4 separate regions of the Homo sapiens genome follow, and regions 1, 2 and 4 are each linked to region 3. Evidence: chromatin loops called from intact Hi-C (ENCODE). Cell type or tissue: B cell. All regions are shown on one strand.

Region 1 (4,000 bases), 74 kb before region 3:
GGGTTCACGCCATTCTCCTCCCTCAGCCTCCCCAGTAGCTGGGACTACAGGCGCCTGCCACCACGCTCAGCTAATTTTTTTTTGTATTTTTAGTAGAGACGGAGTTTCACCGTGGTCTCGATCTCCTGACCTTGTGATACGACCGCCTCGGCCTCCCAAAGTGCTGGGATTACAGGCGTGAGCCACCGTGCCCGGCCGGAGAAGCTTGATTTAAAGGACAGAGGAAGATGTGTGTAAGTCATATACAAATACTGTACCATTTTATATAAGGAACTTGAGCATTTACAAGTTTTTGGTATCCTTAGGGGCCCTGGAACACCCTGTTTGATGCTGAGAGATGACTGTAGTTAACAGTCGCATTACTTGGATATGATAACATCAGAAGGCATAATGAATAGTGAGATGCTTGGGCCTCTATGTTGAGGACGAAGCTCTGATTTTTTTTTTTTCCCCAAATTCTTATGTAAGGAGTCTGGGGAGTCATGCCCCACAAATCATCAGTTCTCATCAGATGGGTTTTATTTAATCCTGTATATTGAGACTTACTTTCCAATCTGACTCTGGCCATGGCAAGGAAGAAAATAAAAATATTTTACCTCAAAACATGTTTCTCTGTCATATCTTGAAATGGCCCTGCAGAGCCATCTCTTGTGGGAAAAATCCACATTCCGTAGAGAATCCCCTTTTCCCCTTTTTTGTCCTTCCTTCCTTTCCAGATCCAGGAGATAATCAACTAAGAGCCAAGCACCCTTTTAGTTCCGATAAGAAACATTTTGCAACCTGCTCTCTCTGAAGTCTGCTATCTGAGATCTTCCTCTGCACAATAAAACTTGGTACCCACAATCCTTTATCTTAACCTGAACATTTCCTTTCTATTGATCCCAGGCCTTCAGATAAACTCAACCAATTGTCAACCAGAAAATGTTTAAATTTACCTATGAAGCCCCCCCGCGCTTTTTGTCCTGCCTTTTGGAACCAAACCAATGTTATTTCTTAAATGTATTTGATTGATGTCTCATGTCTCCCTAAAATGTATAAACCCAAGCTGTGCCCCAACCACCTTGGGCACATGTTCTCAGGACCTCCTGAAGGCTGCGTCACCGGCCATAGTCACTCGTATTTGGCTCAGAATAAATCTCTTAAAATGTTTTACCGGCCAGGCATGGTGGCTCACGCCTGTAATCCCAGCACTTTGGGAGGCTGAGGCGGGTGGATCACGAGGTCAGGAGATCGCGACCATCCTGGCTAACATGGTAAAACCCTGTCTCTACTAAAAATACAAAAAATTAGCCGGGTGCGGTGGTGGGCGCCTGTAGTCCCAGCTACTCGGGAGGCTGAGTCAGGAGAATGGCGTGAACCCGGGAGGCGGAGTTTGCAGTGAGCCGAGATCGTGCCACTGCACTCCAGCCTGGGCGACAGAGCAAGACTCCTCTCAAAAAAAAAAAATGTTTTACAGAGTTTGACTCTTTTAGTCAACACCGTTAAATACTGAAAAAGGGATGGATATAGAAACAGTTATGGTGTATCACTGACTAAAATACCAAAATTAGGCTTTCCTTCAGAGACATGATTTTCCAAAATGGTGAGTAAATAAAATCCTGAGCCAAGAAAAGTACAGTATTTCCTAGATTTGCAAATCTACAGTGATTGAATTCCTGGAAAATTCAGTGTCTAGTAAAACTATGCAAAAATATTTTGTTAACATGTAAAAGTTAGGCCGGGCGCGGTGGCTCATGCCTGTAATCCCAGCACTTTGGGAGGCCGAGGCGGGTGGATCATGAGGTCAGGAGTTCAAGACCAGCCTGGCCAAGATGGTGAAACCCCGTCTCTACTAAAAATATAAAAATTAGCCGGACATGGTGGCGGGTGCCTGTAGTCCCAGCTCCTCGGGAAGCTGAGGCAGAGAATTGCTTGAACCCGGGAGGTGGAGGTTGCAGTGAGCCGAGATCGCGCCATTACACTCCTGCCTGGGCAACAGAGCAAGACTCCGTCTCAAAAAAAAAAAAAAAAAAAAAAAAAAAGAAGTAAAAGTTAGGTTTAAGCTCAGATAATTATAAACAGGTTTTTAACCTTCATAAATGGGTGGAGGGACACTAAAAGTTTATCTGGGCTGGGGAACAATTTTGCTTTTGGAGGCTGTTCTACACATTGTTTACTGTCGCTGGCCTCAGCCGGGCCCATGCAAACATGCAAATCCCGCCAGCCCTCTAAATCGTTGGTACAGACTTCAAAAAATTTCCAAATTGCCCTCTAGAGGGCAGTACTAGCACTGTAGAGAGTCACTGAACCAAAAAGCTCTGCTGTGGACTAAACCTGCCTTGCTTCTTGGGGCGGGGTAGGGCAGCATTATTCTGTGGTCTGGGCTGCCTGGGGTTGGGGATAAGTGGTAGGGGCAAAGACATTATTTTCCTCTCACCAGCCCCTTCGGGAAGGCTGGAATGCTGGAGATTTTACAAACACGAATCGCTGACACCTTTTTTGTGTATTTTAAATCTTCTAATCAATTTGGGATAGAAAACTGGAGTCAAAAACTCTTCCCTACAAAAATAATGCAATATTTCTATCTATCTATCATCTATCTATCTATCTATCTATCTATCATCTATCTATCTATCATCTATCATCTATCTATGTCTATATATATCAGTATGTGTGTATATATATGTATATACATGGCTGTATATTTTATGTATTCCTACACAATTATGATGTCATGGTTTGTACTGTAGAAAAAGTGGGGGCAATCTAAATGTCCATGAACAGGAGAGTAGATTTTTTATTTATTATTTATTATTATTTTTGAGACAGAAAAATATGTCACCTAGGCTGGAGTGCAGTTGCGTGATCTCGGCTCGCTGCAACCTCTGCCTCCCAAGTTCAAGCAATTCTCTTGCCTCAGCCTCCCAAGTAGCTGGGATTACACACTGGGCTAATTTTTGTATTTTTTGTAGAGACAAGGTTTCACCATGTTGCCCAGACTGGTCTCAAGCTCCTGGCCTCAAGTGATCTGCCTGCCTTGGCCTCCCAAAATACTGAGATTACAGGTGTGAGCCACTGCTTCCGGTTAATCTTCAACTATATATATATATATATATATATATATATATATATATATATATATATATATATACACATACATATATATATATATACATATACATATATTTATTTATTGAGATGGAGTCTTGCTCTTGTCGCCCAGGCTGGAGTGCAGTGGTGCCGTCTTGGCTCACTGCAACCTCCTCCTCCCAGGTTCAAGCGATTCTCTTGCCTCAGCCTCCTGTGTAGCTGGGATTACAGGCGCCTGCCACCACATCTGGCTAATTTTTGTATTTTTAGTAGAGACAGGGTTTCAGCATGTTGGCCAGGCTGGTCTTGAATTCCTGATCTCAGGTGATCCACCCGCCTCAGCCTCCCAAAGTGCTGGGATTACAAGTGTGAGCCACGGAGCCTGGCCAATAATATATATTTTAAAAATAACTATATTTTCCAAAAATAAAACATATGAGTAGAATGCCCTTGTTTTACATTTTTGCAAATCTCGTTAATATCTGACCTACTAGAAGACAGATTATCTAATCAGTTCTGTATTCAATATGTTGTGATATTATGTAGGTTCTAGAAAATTCCACTTTACACTCATGAGAGAATGGAAGTTAAAAAGCTAAATATAATAATTATTATAAAACTAATTTGACCTTGGAGGCCTCTTGAAAGCATAGGGCCCTCCCCACCAAGGACCACGGGGCACCACTTTGAGAGTCTTTGCTCTCAAATCAATTAGGACCCAGACTCTATGAAGTTAAATGTTAAACAGATTGATAGTTTTTTGTGTGTGTGTGAGACAGAGTCTCACTCTGTTGCCCAGACTGGAGTGCAGTGGTGTGATCTCGGCTCACTGCAACCTCCACCCACCGGGTTCAAGTGATTCTCCTGCCTCAGCCTCCCGAATAGCTGGGATTACAGGTGCCTGCCACCATGCCTGGCTAATTTTTGTACT
Region 2 (4,000 bases), 450 kb before region 3:
AGTCAGGTTGCTTTGAGGGTAACAATATTATAATTGCACATGCATATGCAAGTATAGTAAATACTTTCTATATAATATAAATTTTATGGTCTTAAATACTCATATGTGAGCAACCATATGAATATATAAGAGGAATCATGTTATATAAGGTGTCACGAAAGAAGAAAGGCCTTCCATGTATCAAACAAAAAACCCCCACAAACACAACCAGCATTTATCTTCCTTGGAAAAAGAAGAAATTAAAAATCAAATATAAGGTGAACATGTTAGCCCACTTTACTTCCATTCAATGATGTTAGCAAAAATATATCATTATAGAAGATTTAGGGGTACTGATGGTTAAGTGGGAAGAGTAGAAGTGATCTGGGTAGTTAAAATTTCTTCAGCTTTTTTCTCTTTAGTTTATTAATAAAAGCCATTTTATATGAACTATTTAAAAAATTTATTTTTTTTGATGTGATGACTCAAGGTAGAATATATTGTATGAACTCTTGCATTATTATTTTTATTTATTTTTTTTGAGACGAAGTTTCGCTCTTGTTGCTCAGGCTGGAGTATAGTGGCATGACCTTGGCTCACTGCAACCTCTGCCTCCTGCGTTCAAGCAATTCTCCTGCCTTAGCCTCCTGAGTAGCTGGAATTACAGGCATACATCATCATGCCTGGCTAATTTTTGTATTTTTAGTAGAGACAGGGTTTCACCATGTTGGTCAGGCTGGTCTCATAGTCCTGACCTCAGGTGATCCACCTGCCTCGGCCTCCCAAAGTTCTGGGATTACAGGCGTGAGCCACCATGCCCGGCCTCTTGCATTATTATTAATATTAGATCTCTCAATGTTATGATAATTGGCCATTATGCACAAGGCAAAGTCGAGATCCATAAGAGTTAAGTGATTTATTCGATGTTCTGGAGAGATGGCGTGGATGGGATCAGCGTTCGTTTTACTGTATCTTAAGATTTTAGTTTTAGTCTTAGCACTATTATTATTTTATTAGACAGCAAGTCTCAGTTAATGTTGTGCAGGCTGATTTCAAACCCCTGGGGCCTCAAGCGATCCTCCCACCTCAGCCTCCCGAGTAGCTGGGACTATAGGTGTGCACCACCATGCCCAGCTAATTAAAACAATTTTTTATAGAAGCAGGGTTTCTCTATGTTGCCCAGGCTGGTGTCAAACTCCTGCATTCAAGCGATCCACCCACCTTGGCCTCCCAAAGTGCTGGGATTACAGGCATGAGCCACCGCACCCTGACACAAATAACATTTCAATATCTCACTTTCCTATTCTGTGAAATCAGGGATCAGAAAAATAACATTTTAAAATGTGATGGAGTTGGCTAGGGTAATCAAAAAAGTGTTCTGTGCTAGAAATTTGGAAATGCTTGGACAAACGAAGTTAAACAGTTTCTTAGCTATAGTATTTCTCAGAGCCTTTGACAAATTAACATTCATAATAGTGGCATGTTGCCCTTCACAAACTTTTTGGACATATAAACACTTTTTGTTTTATGTTATGGCACACCATGTAACTGCAGTGAATCTGAAGGATTTCAGGGCAGAACAAAGAAAAAGATGTGACCACAAGGTGGCAGTGGGACACAACAAGCTCTCTTTGGACAGCGCTTTGACAGGTTTGTATGCCGGGAAGTCCCTCACAGCATGAGACCTTCCAAAGGCAGCGACAGTGTAGGGCGGCCACTACTCAGAAGGGGGAGGGTAAGAGAATTCCTGGAGGACTAGAGAGAGGGTGTATGTGTCATGACGTTGTTTAGCAGCAAGATCGGCGGGGCGGGTGGGGGGGTGTCTCTGGGTTACAGAGCTCCAAAGGGCAGCAGTGATTTGGGGTCTTTTATAGCCTGGGGTTTTTATCTATGGATAGTAGACGTTGAGTGTAGTTTGCAGGGTATGTAAAGCAGGTGGGCTCTAGATAGATGGCTAATAATTTGGTTATTTAGGCTATACTTAAACAATTGGATGTGTAAACATTTGATTTGGTGATGATGGGCTTTTGAGCTAACAGTCCTGGTTGCTGTGAAGAAGTAAACAACACAGGGCCCCAAAGGTCATTTTTAGATCATGTAACGGTAACACCTAGTCCAGCATTTACCAACTGTGATCTTCCAGATCAAAAATATTTTTATTCCAAATATTTTGAACTCCTGCCATTTCAATGTCTACTTCCACTACTTCTGGCAGCCACACAAAAATATAAGAAGTGATTTGAAAGGGGTATGCTATTCTTTTTTTTTTTTTTTTTGAGACAGTGTCTCACCTTGTCACTCAGGCTGGAGTGCAGTGGCACAATCTTGGCTAATTGCAACCTCTGCCCCCCAGGCTCAAGTGATCCTCATGCGTCAGCCATCAGAGTAGCTGGGATTACAGGCGTGCGCCACCATGCCCAGCTAATTTTTGTATTTTTAGTAGAGAGGGGGTTTCACCATATTGGCCAGGCTGGTCTCAAACTCCTAATCTCAAGTGATCTGCCTGCCTTGGCCTCCCAAAGTGCAGGACTACAGGCGTGAGCTACCACACCTGGCCAGAAAATGATATGCTATTCTTGCTGCAAATGTTGAAGTTGACTGATAATTTTTCTTTACCATAAAGCAGTGGTTCCCAAAGTGTAGTCTGCATATTCTGTAGTCTGAGACCCTTTCAGGGTTGTGAACTGAACTAGTTACTTTTCTCATGGAACACCATTTTTACTTTTTAAAAGAATGATTGATATGGTTTGACTGTGTCGCCACCCAAATCTCATCTTGAATTGTAGCTCCCACAATTCCCATGTGTCGTGAGAGGGACCCGGTGGGAGGTAATTGAATCATGGGGGCAAGTCTTTCCTGTGCTGTTCTTATGATAGTAAATAAGTCTCATGAGATCTGATGGTTTTAAAAGGGGAAACCCCTTCTCTTGGCTCTCATTCTCTCTTGCCTGCCACCCTGTAAGACGTGCCTTTCGCCTTCAGCCATGATTGTGAGGCTTCCCCAGCCACGTGGAACTGTGAGTCCATTAAACCTCTTTTTCTTTATAAGTTACCCAGTCTTGGGTATGTCTGTATCAGCAGTGTGAAAACGGACTAATACAATGACTACAGTGTAAGGTTATTCTTATTTGAGTACTTGGCAGACTATTTCATGAAAATAGAAGAAATGAGGCTGTCATTTCAAAGAAAACAAATGACAGAATTTGTTGTCAGTGATAAAGCTTTAGCTTTCAAGTGAATTTTGGAAGCCTCGTAGCTGCCACTGTGATCTTGAAAGCTATCCAGGACCTTTCTAATGACATCAGTTATTATGTTAACAACTGATTTTTGTTTTGGATAATAAAATGTGTCAATATTTAAAAGATCTATATAACTCAGAGAACCAATATTTTCCGAACTGCCAATGCATGATGTTACAAAATCATGCATTGGTAAAGATCAACTCAAAATTCAAGACAGACTAGTGCATCATAACACAAATGTATGAAAAGTGCATCATAACAAAATGTACGCAAAGTTCATTGATATGTTTTCAAGTTCCACATTGCAACAACCCATAAGAAATTACCACTTGCTGAGTTTTGGGGTATCAAAGAAGAGTATCCACAATGATCTGAAAAGTGATGATCTGAATGAAAATATATCTCTTTTCTAGGTAATAGATTTACGATTTTTAAAAAATGAATGTCTATTAAAATTTATCTGTTTTAATAGAAATTTTAATTTAACAAATATACATAAACAAAAACTCTTTGGGGATCCTCAGTGATTTTTTTTTTTTTTTTGAGATGGAGTCTCACTCTATTGCCCAGGCTGGAGTGCCGTTGTGCGATCTTGGCTCACTGCAAGCTCGGCCTCCCAAGTTCATGCCATTCTCCTGCCTCAGCCTCCTGAATAGCTGGGACTACAGGCGCCCGCCACCATGCCCGGCTAATTTTTTTGTATTTTTAGTACGGACAGGGTTTCACCGTGTTAGCCAGGATGATCTCGATCTCCTGACCTTGTGATCCACCTGCCTTGGC
Region 3 (4,000 bases):
GTGCACTGTGGGACTGTGTGGCTCAATGCGGGACGGTTAGCATCCCTAGTCACTGTCATTACAAAAACAGTCACACATTCTAGACACCCACTGCCCGCCCCAACGCCAAGGGGGCAGTACTGCCTTCAACCAGGACCCCAAAAGACTCCAGTGTGGCAGTTGTTGGGGAGGGGGAATGTGAGAGGGGCAGTGGAGAGGGAGTCAGCAAGCAGGTTCTCTGAGCCCTGGTGAGAAGTCTGGATTTTATTTTAAGCCGCCTGAGTGATGTGATTTCATACATGTTTTTAAAAGATCACTCTGGTTATTCCTTGCAGACAGTGGAAGAGTGAGCCAAGTTAGGAGGCTATTGCAGTAGTTCAGGTAAGAGATGATGGTGGCTTAGACTGAGAGAGAATCTACTTGAGGGTAAGAAGTGATCTGATTCAGGGTATATGTTGAAAGATTTGCTAATTAATTAAATATGGGAGGCAAAAGAAGGTGGAGAAATCAGGATGGCTCCTAGGTTTCTTATAAGGAGCTAGGAAGAATGTAAAGAAATCATATGATAAGGAGATATAAAAAGGAATAAAATAATATTTCACACTTAAATTTAGGAGACGAAATATTTGCTTATTTGAATTTGAAAATTCTTGTGGATACCAATATTGATACTTTGTCTGAAAAATAATTTTAAGATGAGTCTCCTGGCCAGGCGGGGTGGCTCATGCCTGTAATCCCAGCACTTTGGGAGGCTGAGTCAGGTGGATCACCTGAGGTCAGGAGTTTGAGACCAGCCTGACCAACATGGTGAAACCCCATCTCTACTAAAAATGCAAAAATTAGCCGGGTATGGTGGTGCACACCTGTAATCCTAGCTACTCGGGAGGTTGAGGCACAAGAATCACTTGAACCTGGGAGGTAGAGGTTGCAGTGAGCCAAGATCGTGCCACTGCAAGCCAGCCTGGGCGACAGAACAAGACTCCATCTGGGAAAAAAAAAAAAGATGAGTCTGCCAAAATGTTTCTCATTTGGAAGGGATTCATGACTTTGCCAGAAAAACAAGCAGCATTCTATAGTTATAATGCTCTATGATGTAATTTACTGGACCTAAGTTGGCTACCTTTCATGATGCATATTAAGTGTGGAGCCATATTTCTTAGTTTCTGTTATAAAGCTAAACTGTTAAGTCATTTTTATTCCTATAAAGTCAAACAAACTAGCCATGGATACTTTTTAACATTCTGTGAAACCAACTTTATCCAGTTTCTGAAATGGATGCCAGTTCTTTTTTTTTTTTTTTGAGATGGAGTCTTGCTCTGTCCCCCAGGCTGGAGTGCAGTGGTACGATCTCTGATCACTGCAACCTCCGCCTCCCGGGTTCACGCCATTCTTCTGCCTCAGCCTCTTGAGTAGCTGGGACTACAGGCGCCTGCCACCACGCCTGGCTAATTTTTTGTATTTTTAGTAGAGACGGGGTTTCACTGTGTTGGCCAGGATGGTCTTGATCTCCTGACCTGGTGATCCACCCACCTCGGCCTCCCAAAGTGCTGGGATTACAGGCCTGAGCCACTGTGCCTGGCTGGATGCCAGTACTTTTTAAACCAAAGTTAAAATAATTATTTATAGGAAGCAGTTGTGCACTGTAGATTAGGAACATGGAGACTGGGGCATAAATATATTCTTGAGCTAGAATTAAAGTAAAACATGTGACTGATGGAAATAACAGCTCTCCCTGTGCCCTACCATGGAACTTGGTAAGCCTTTGTTAACTCACTGGCACTGCTAGATCATGCTATGGTCCCCGAGGGCCAGGGAGGCAAGTGTGCTAGTCCAAGTAAAAAGCTGATATGATCTTTGTATGAACAGAAACACTGTTTGTAATGTGATGATAACGTTGGTTTCTTGCTCCTGGGATATTGTGTTCTAGGTAAAGTGGTCCAGAGACCAATGGGTGGCAGATACAGGGATACAGAGGTCAACTTAATATAAAAAAAGACCTTCTCTAATGTCTAAGAGCAGAGTGAAAGTGAGCAGGCCATCTGAGGAGAGAGAGACTTCCCTGTTGGCTCATCATGATGCTTAAGCAGAGCCAAAAAGCTACTTGGTAGGGATGTCAAGGAAGTGAGTCAGGTGTTTTCAGCACCGCGACTCTGTCATTGTGTGCCTCTCTCCTTAATACCTCAGAATTAGAATAAAGTCTTGATAACAGTAGTGGCACCAGTCCTGTGGTTTGTTTTGCGATGACTGTGTGGTTGTTAAACTTTCTAAGTGAAACACCATAGTGTCGGGAGCAATGCCGACAAGCCTGGCCACCTTTGGTCTACAGCAGATATTGCAAGCTGATATCCCGTGGCCACAGTCAGGCTTGGTGATTGATAAACATTTTGATTTAGGGAGCTGCTTTTTTCAAGAAACAGAATCACATAAACAGGATTTCAGGCCAGTCTCAAAAAACTGGAAGATTTCACAGAGCCTTGGGCCCACATTTCTGTGTGGCATCAGAGGGCTAGAGGTGAATGAGTCCTCCTCTCCTCTCCTCTCCCCCTCCTCCCCTCCATTCCCCTCCCCTCCCCTTCCCCGCTCCCCTCCTTTATTTTTTTTTTTTATGAGACGGAGTCTCACTGTGTCACCCAGGCTGGAGTGCAGTGGTGTGGTCTCAGTTCATTGCAACCTCCATCTCCCAGGTTCAAGCCATTCTCCTGCCTCAGCCTCCTGAGTAGCTGGGATTACAGGTGCATGCCACCATGCCTGGCTAATTTTATATTTTTAGTAGAGATGGGCTTTCACCATGTTGGCCAGGCTGGTCTTGAACTTGTGACCTCAGGTGATCCGCCTGCCTCGGCCTCCCAAAGTGCCGGGATTACAGGCATGAGCCACCATGCGTGGCTTTTTTTTTTTTTTTTTTTTTTTTTTTTTTGAGACAGGGTCTCTTGCGCTGTCACCTAGGCTGGAGTGCAGTGAGACAAACACAGCTCACTGCAGCCTAGACCTGCTGGGTTTAAGTGATCCTTACATCTCAGCCTCCTGAGTACCTGGGACTACAGGTGTGCATCACCACACCTGGCTAATTTTTAAATTTATTGTAGAGACAACACTTCACTATATTGGCTGGCCTGGTCTCAAATTCCTTGCCTCAAGCGATCTTCTGCCTTTACATCCCAAAGTGCTGGAATTACAGGCATGAACCTTCACCTTTCTTTTAGAAAGAGCGTGAATCTCTAATTCACCAGAGTCCCCACCATTCCATCTCATCTGAGTTATCTCACTATCTCTGTTCTTCCCTCATTTACATCATCTGTCACTTACCTGTTGACATGTGAGTTTTGACTTTTGATTGAGATGCTGACACCCTCCTTCCCTTCTAGGAAAGGAAAATAAAGGGGGAAGGAAGGTGGAGAGGGACAAAGGAGAGGCGTGTGGAGGATGATAGCGCAGGACTTGCATTCTCAGTTCTGCCTCTTAAATCTTGGAACCTATTTCTTCATCTAACAGTATAGGACTGATGTTTATTTTTGTATTAGATCATATATATAGGAGTACCTGGCATATAACTTTGTCCAAAGTACACATTCTTTAGCTGGTGCTCCTCTGTGTTCCCCTGTAAAGACTGAGGCAACTATAATGTTCCACTGTTCTGTGATTATTGATTTTCAGGTCTGTTTCCTCCACCAGATTATGTGTGTCTTACTCAACTTTGTATCACCAAGCACCTACGTGGCATTTTTTCTTTTTTGAAGGTAGGGACCATGGCTTTCTCTTTCTTTACTGGACACTGTATAGATGTCATGCAGGTCTGAACGTCACACTGTTAAATAATTACTTAACAACTGACCAGAACTAAGGCTGTGGTCTAGAGCTCCAAACCAGAAGCAAAAAGGAATGGTGCTGGGCTGGGGCACTTTCCTCTAACATCACCCAAACCCAGAAAACGAGGATCGTAAGCCCCTTCATGGGCCAAATGCAGGGCTGGGGCCCTTGGGCTAACCCTTTAGTGCCTCTGGCTGCATCACTGTCAGAGTAA
Region 4 (4,000 bases), 170 kb after region 3:
CTCCTGCCTCAGCCTCCCAAGTAGCTGGGACTACAGGCACCCGCCACCATGCCTGGCTAATTTTCTTGTATTTTTTAGTAGAGACGGTGTTTCACCGTGTTAGTCAGGATGATCTCGATCTCCTGACCTCATGATCCTCCTGCCTCGGCCTCCCAAAGTGCTGGGATTACAGGCATGAGCCACCGTGCCCAGCCAGGACATACTATTATTGGACAACCTCTGGTCTAGGCCATCAGTTTAACAAAGATTGCAGCAAAACAGGTCTACAATGCAAACTAAAGTAATGTCTGCAAATATAAGCTTATCACATAATCTGGGGCAGTCAGAGGGTTGGTTGAAATACTAGGAAAGGTTGGCAAGAGGTGTCCTATGTTGTCCAGGGAAAGAAAAGGAAAGGGTTGAGAGGAAGATGACTTTACAGTATTTTTTTTTTTTTTTTTTTTTTTTTTTTTGGAGACAGAGTCCAGCTCTTTTGCCCAGGCTGGAGTGCAGTGGAAGCAATCCTGGCTCACTGCAAGCTCTGCCTCCCGGGTTCACGCCATTCTCCTGCCTCAGCCTCCTGAGTAGCTGGGACTACAGGCACCCACCACCATGCCCAGCTAAATTTTTTTTTTTTGTATTTTTAGTAGAGACAGGGTTTCACTGTGTTAGCCAGTATGGTCTTGATCTCCTGACCTCATGATCCACCCACCCCAGCCTCCCAAAGTGCTGGGATTACAGGCGCGAGTCACTGCGCCCGGCCCAACTTTACAGTATTTAAGCAGGCCTGAAAGAAACCATGACACAAGGAAACACACTGCTGTCTGAAGCAATTTCCAAGTTGCCTTTCTTATAACCACACTGAGGGCAATCCTTGCTTCTCCTTTCATAAGGAGGTAAAGGCCCTTCTGATTTCCATACTCCTTCATCCCAAGTCACCTGCAAAGCAGTAAATCATGTTGAGCATGCGTTTCTGGATTCCTCTCTTCCTCCACACTTCATCCTCAGTTTCCCCCTGCTTCCTGGCTAACAAATTGAGATTCCTATAATCAGAGAATGAACCTTTCATTTCACTACCAGAGATAAAGTAAAAAATGCATGTTTTTGCTTGAAGTAACAACCTAGTTGAAATGCAGTCAGTCAGCAAGTATAAAGGAAAGGTGACTGGATGCTTTAGTGTGGGAAAGGTTGTTTGCTCGGTGGAAAAGGTTGGAGAGAGTCAGTCACAGGGCAGGAGCAGTGAACTCAAATGACCACAAGCAGCTTATAAATAGCATTAAGTACAAGATGTAAACAAAAAGTAGAGGCCGAGTGCAGTGGCTCACGCCTGTAATCCCAGCACTTCGGGAGGCTGAGGTGGAAGGATTGCTTCGGTCCAGGAGTTTGAGACCAGCCTGGGCAACATGGTACAAAACCTTGTCTCTACAAAAAGAAAAAAAAAGCCAAGCATGGAGGTATGCGCCTGCAATCCCAGCTACCCAGGAGGCTGAGGTGGGAGGATTGATTGAGACTGGGAGATCAAGGCTGTAGTGAGCTGTGATCAAGCCACTGTACTCTAGCCTGGGCAACAGAGCAAGACCCTGTCACAAACAAACAAACAAAAGAAAAAGTAGATGGAAAAGGAACAGCCAGTGCTCACTTACAGGTGATTTTTGTGCTCTGTGAAGGTGGGCCCAGTGTTGCCTGAATTATTTATTTATTTTTATTTACTTATTTTTAGACGGAGTCTTGCTCTGTCGCCCAGGCTGGAGTGCAGTGGCGCGATCTCGGCTCACTGCAACCTCTGCTTCCTGGGTTCACGCCATTCTCCTGCCTCAGCCTTCTGAGTAGCTGGGACTACATGCACCTGCCACCACGCCCCACTAATTTTTTGTATTTTTAGTAGAGACGGGGTTTCACTGTGTTAGCTAGGATGGTCTTGATCTCCTGACCTCGTGATCCGCCCGCCTCAGCCTCCCAAAGTGCTGGGATTACAGGCGTGAGCCACTGAGCCCAGCCCGAACTTTTGATTTTTTTAAAAAAGAAATCAGAAGTTTTCAAATGTTTGTGAAATCATCAGTTTTCTAAATATTGGCAATCAATTCCAAAAGTTTTATAACGTGTTACAAGCCAAATAAAGCACATCTATAGGCTCGATGGTCTATGGGCACCCCTTGTGATCTCTGCTTTAAATCATTTGATGTCTGAATTGGTGGAAGGGACACGGGAGCACACACCAGCCTGGGGAGCCCACTAGAGTACAGAATGCAAACTACAGGGACACATGCCTTTGAGCAGGTAGTAGATAGCCAGGGCCTGTCAAGTTATTAGGTGTCCCAGGCCAGGTAATAACTCCTTGGAGTTGTGAAAAGTATATTTCATTTCCATGCCATCATGTTTGTAACATGCTATTTATAGTGCCCAGTTATCATTTTTCCCAAAGTGCAATTTTTCTCCCATGAAGTACTCATAATCTTAAGTAATGTAGTTGATATGTAACCCAGAAACTCCTACTTGATTAGAAGACAGTTATTGGTAGTATGCCATTGATAGATTTGTTAATTTTTTGTTATATTTATTCAAATGCATATTCATGGTAGAACAATTAGCACTTTCTAGTTTTCATTCTAAATAATGGATATTATAAATAATGGTCTCCAATATTGACTCTTTTGAGTAATTCTATCAGGGACATGTTGAAATTCCAATGACCATTTTTTTTTTTTTTTTTGCCTTAGAGGCATCTTTTGTACATAATGTATTTCTTTTTTTTTTTTTTTCCCTCAAGACAGGGCCTCACTCTGCCACCCAGATTGGAGTGCAGTGACACCATCAGGGCTCACTGCAGCCTTGACCTCCCTGGGCCCGAGTGATCCTCCCACCTCATCCTCCCGAATAGCTGGGACTATAGGTGCACGCCACCACACCTGGCTAATTTTCTTATTTTTTGTAGAGAGAGGGTTTCATTATGTTGCCCAGGCTGGTCTCAAACTCCTGTGCTCAAGCAATTCACCGAGATTACAGGCCTGAGATTACAGGTGCTGAGATTACAGGCCTGAGCCACCGTGCCCAGTCCTCATAATGCATTTCACACACCATAGTGTGGTGAGCACATTCTTTCACTGAAATAACACTATCCATATTCACATATACAACTGGCATTGTTAGAAACATCTGCTATACATATGTCTTTATGAGTTGCATCCTATTAGAGCACCACAGTGTTTCGGTGACCAGTGAGTGCTGGTTTACCATCAGCTTTCATTGTTCCCTTCTGACGGTGTATTTCTCAGTTTTTTCCTGGGCCCAGTGCTGCCCAGAGTAAAGGCTACATTCTTCACTCCTCCTCGCAGCCAAATGGCATAAGACTAGTACCAGCCAATGATATATAACAAGTGATGTGGGTAACTTTTAATGTCCTTAAAGGGAGACAGTGTGCTCCTTATTTTGTGCCACCGCTTAGAACATGATCAAATGGCAAGCCACCTGAGATAGTATGGTCTAGACTAGAAGGCTGTACAACAACAGAGGAAGAGCCTGGCTCCTGGATGACCTCATGGAGCAGAGATTCCATGAGGAATCTCCTCCTGTCTACCTCCATACTGTTACATAAGAGAAAAACCTCTGGCTGGGCGTGGTGGCTCACGCCTGTAATCCCAGCACTTTGGGAGGCTGAGGTGGGTGGATCACAAGGTCAGGAGATTGAAATCATCCTAGCTAACATGGTGAAACCCTGTCTCTACTAAAAATACAAAAAAATTAGCCAGGCGTGGTGACGGGCACTTGTAGTCCCAGCTACTCAGGAGGCTGAGGCAGGAGAATGGCGTCAACCAGGAGGTAGAGCTTGCAGTGAGCCGAGATCACGCCACTGCACTCCAGCCTGGGCGACAGAGCGAGACTCCGTCTCAAAAAAAAAAAAATAGAAAAAGTTCCATCTTGACTAAGTCACTCTTGCTTAGGTGTCTGTTACATCAGCCAGGCTACATCCCAACTAAATCTCTACCCTAACCTTTGCGAGACAAACCATTGCATTGAGATTATA

What was found. A loop is a pair of places that touch in the nucleus more often than their neighbours do. Peaks named below come from ENCODE experiments on the same cell type or tissue, not always from the same donor. Only the 100,000 strongest peaks of a DNase experiment are listed, where the experiment ranks them.
Region 1: it touches region 3 in a loop (4-fold over the local background); 4 of 110 quality-filtered maps call a loop at or near these places.
Region 2: it touches region 3 in a loop (4-fold over the local background); 2 of 110 quality-filtered maps call a loop at or near these places.
Region 4: a loop joins it to region 3, with 2.5 times the contacts of the local background. A loop is called at or near these places in 3 of 110 quality-filtered maps.

The regions. Positions count from the first base shown.
Region 1 is chr12:32,058,512-32,062,511 of GRCh38, forward strand. No RefSeq gene overlaps it. Among named protein-coding and RNA genes, the nearest start is that of BICD1, 46 kb to the right of the region's middle. In B cell, a CTCF peak has its summit at 2,211 (motif pointing right); a DNase peak (open chromatin) is centred at 2,250; H3K4me3 peaks cover 231 bases.
Region 2 is chr12:31,680,726-31,684,725 of GRCh38, forward strand. The region is part of intron 6 of AMN1 (antagonist of mitotic exit network 1 homolog); the gene reads right to left. Among named protein-coding and RNA genes, the nearest start is that of ETFBKMT, 23 kb to the left of the region's middle. RefSeq lists a silencer at 1,722-1,811. In B cell, a CTCF peak has its summit at 1,580 (motif pointing right); a DNase peak (open chromatin) is centred at 1,616; H3K27ac peaks cover 1,785 bases.
Region 3 is chr12:32,132,521-32,136,520 of GRCh38, forward strand. All of the region lies in intron 1 of BICD1 (BICD cargo adaptor 1), which reads left to right. Among named protein-coding and RNA genes, the nearest start is that of BICD1-AS1, 27 kb to the left of the region's middle. RefSeq lists enhancers at 1,770-1,929, 1,940-1,999. In B cell, a CTCF peak has its summit at 2,320; a DNase peak (open chromatin) is centred at 2,171; H3K4me3 peaks cover 748 bases; H3K27ac peaks cover 2,061 bases.
Region 4 is chr12:32,300,209-32,304,208 of GRCh38, forward strand. All of the region lies in intron 3 of BICD1 (BICD cargo adaptor 1), which reads left to right. Among named protein-coding and RNA genes, the nearest start is that of FGD4, 97 kb to the right of the region's middle. In B cell, CTCF peaks have their summits at 2,224 and 2,437; a DNase peak (open chromatin) is centred at 2,193; H3K27ac peaks cover 1,935 bases.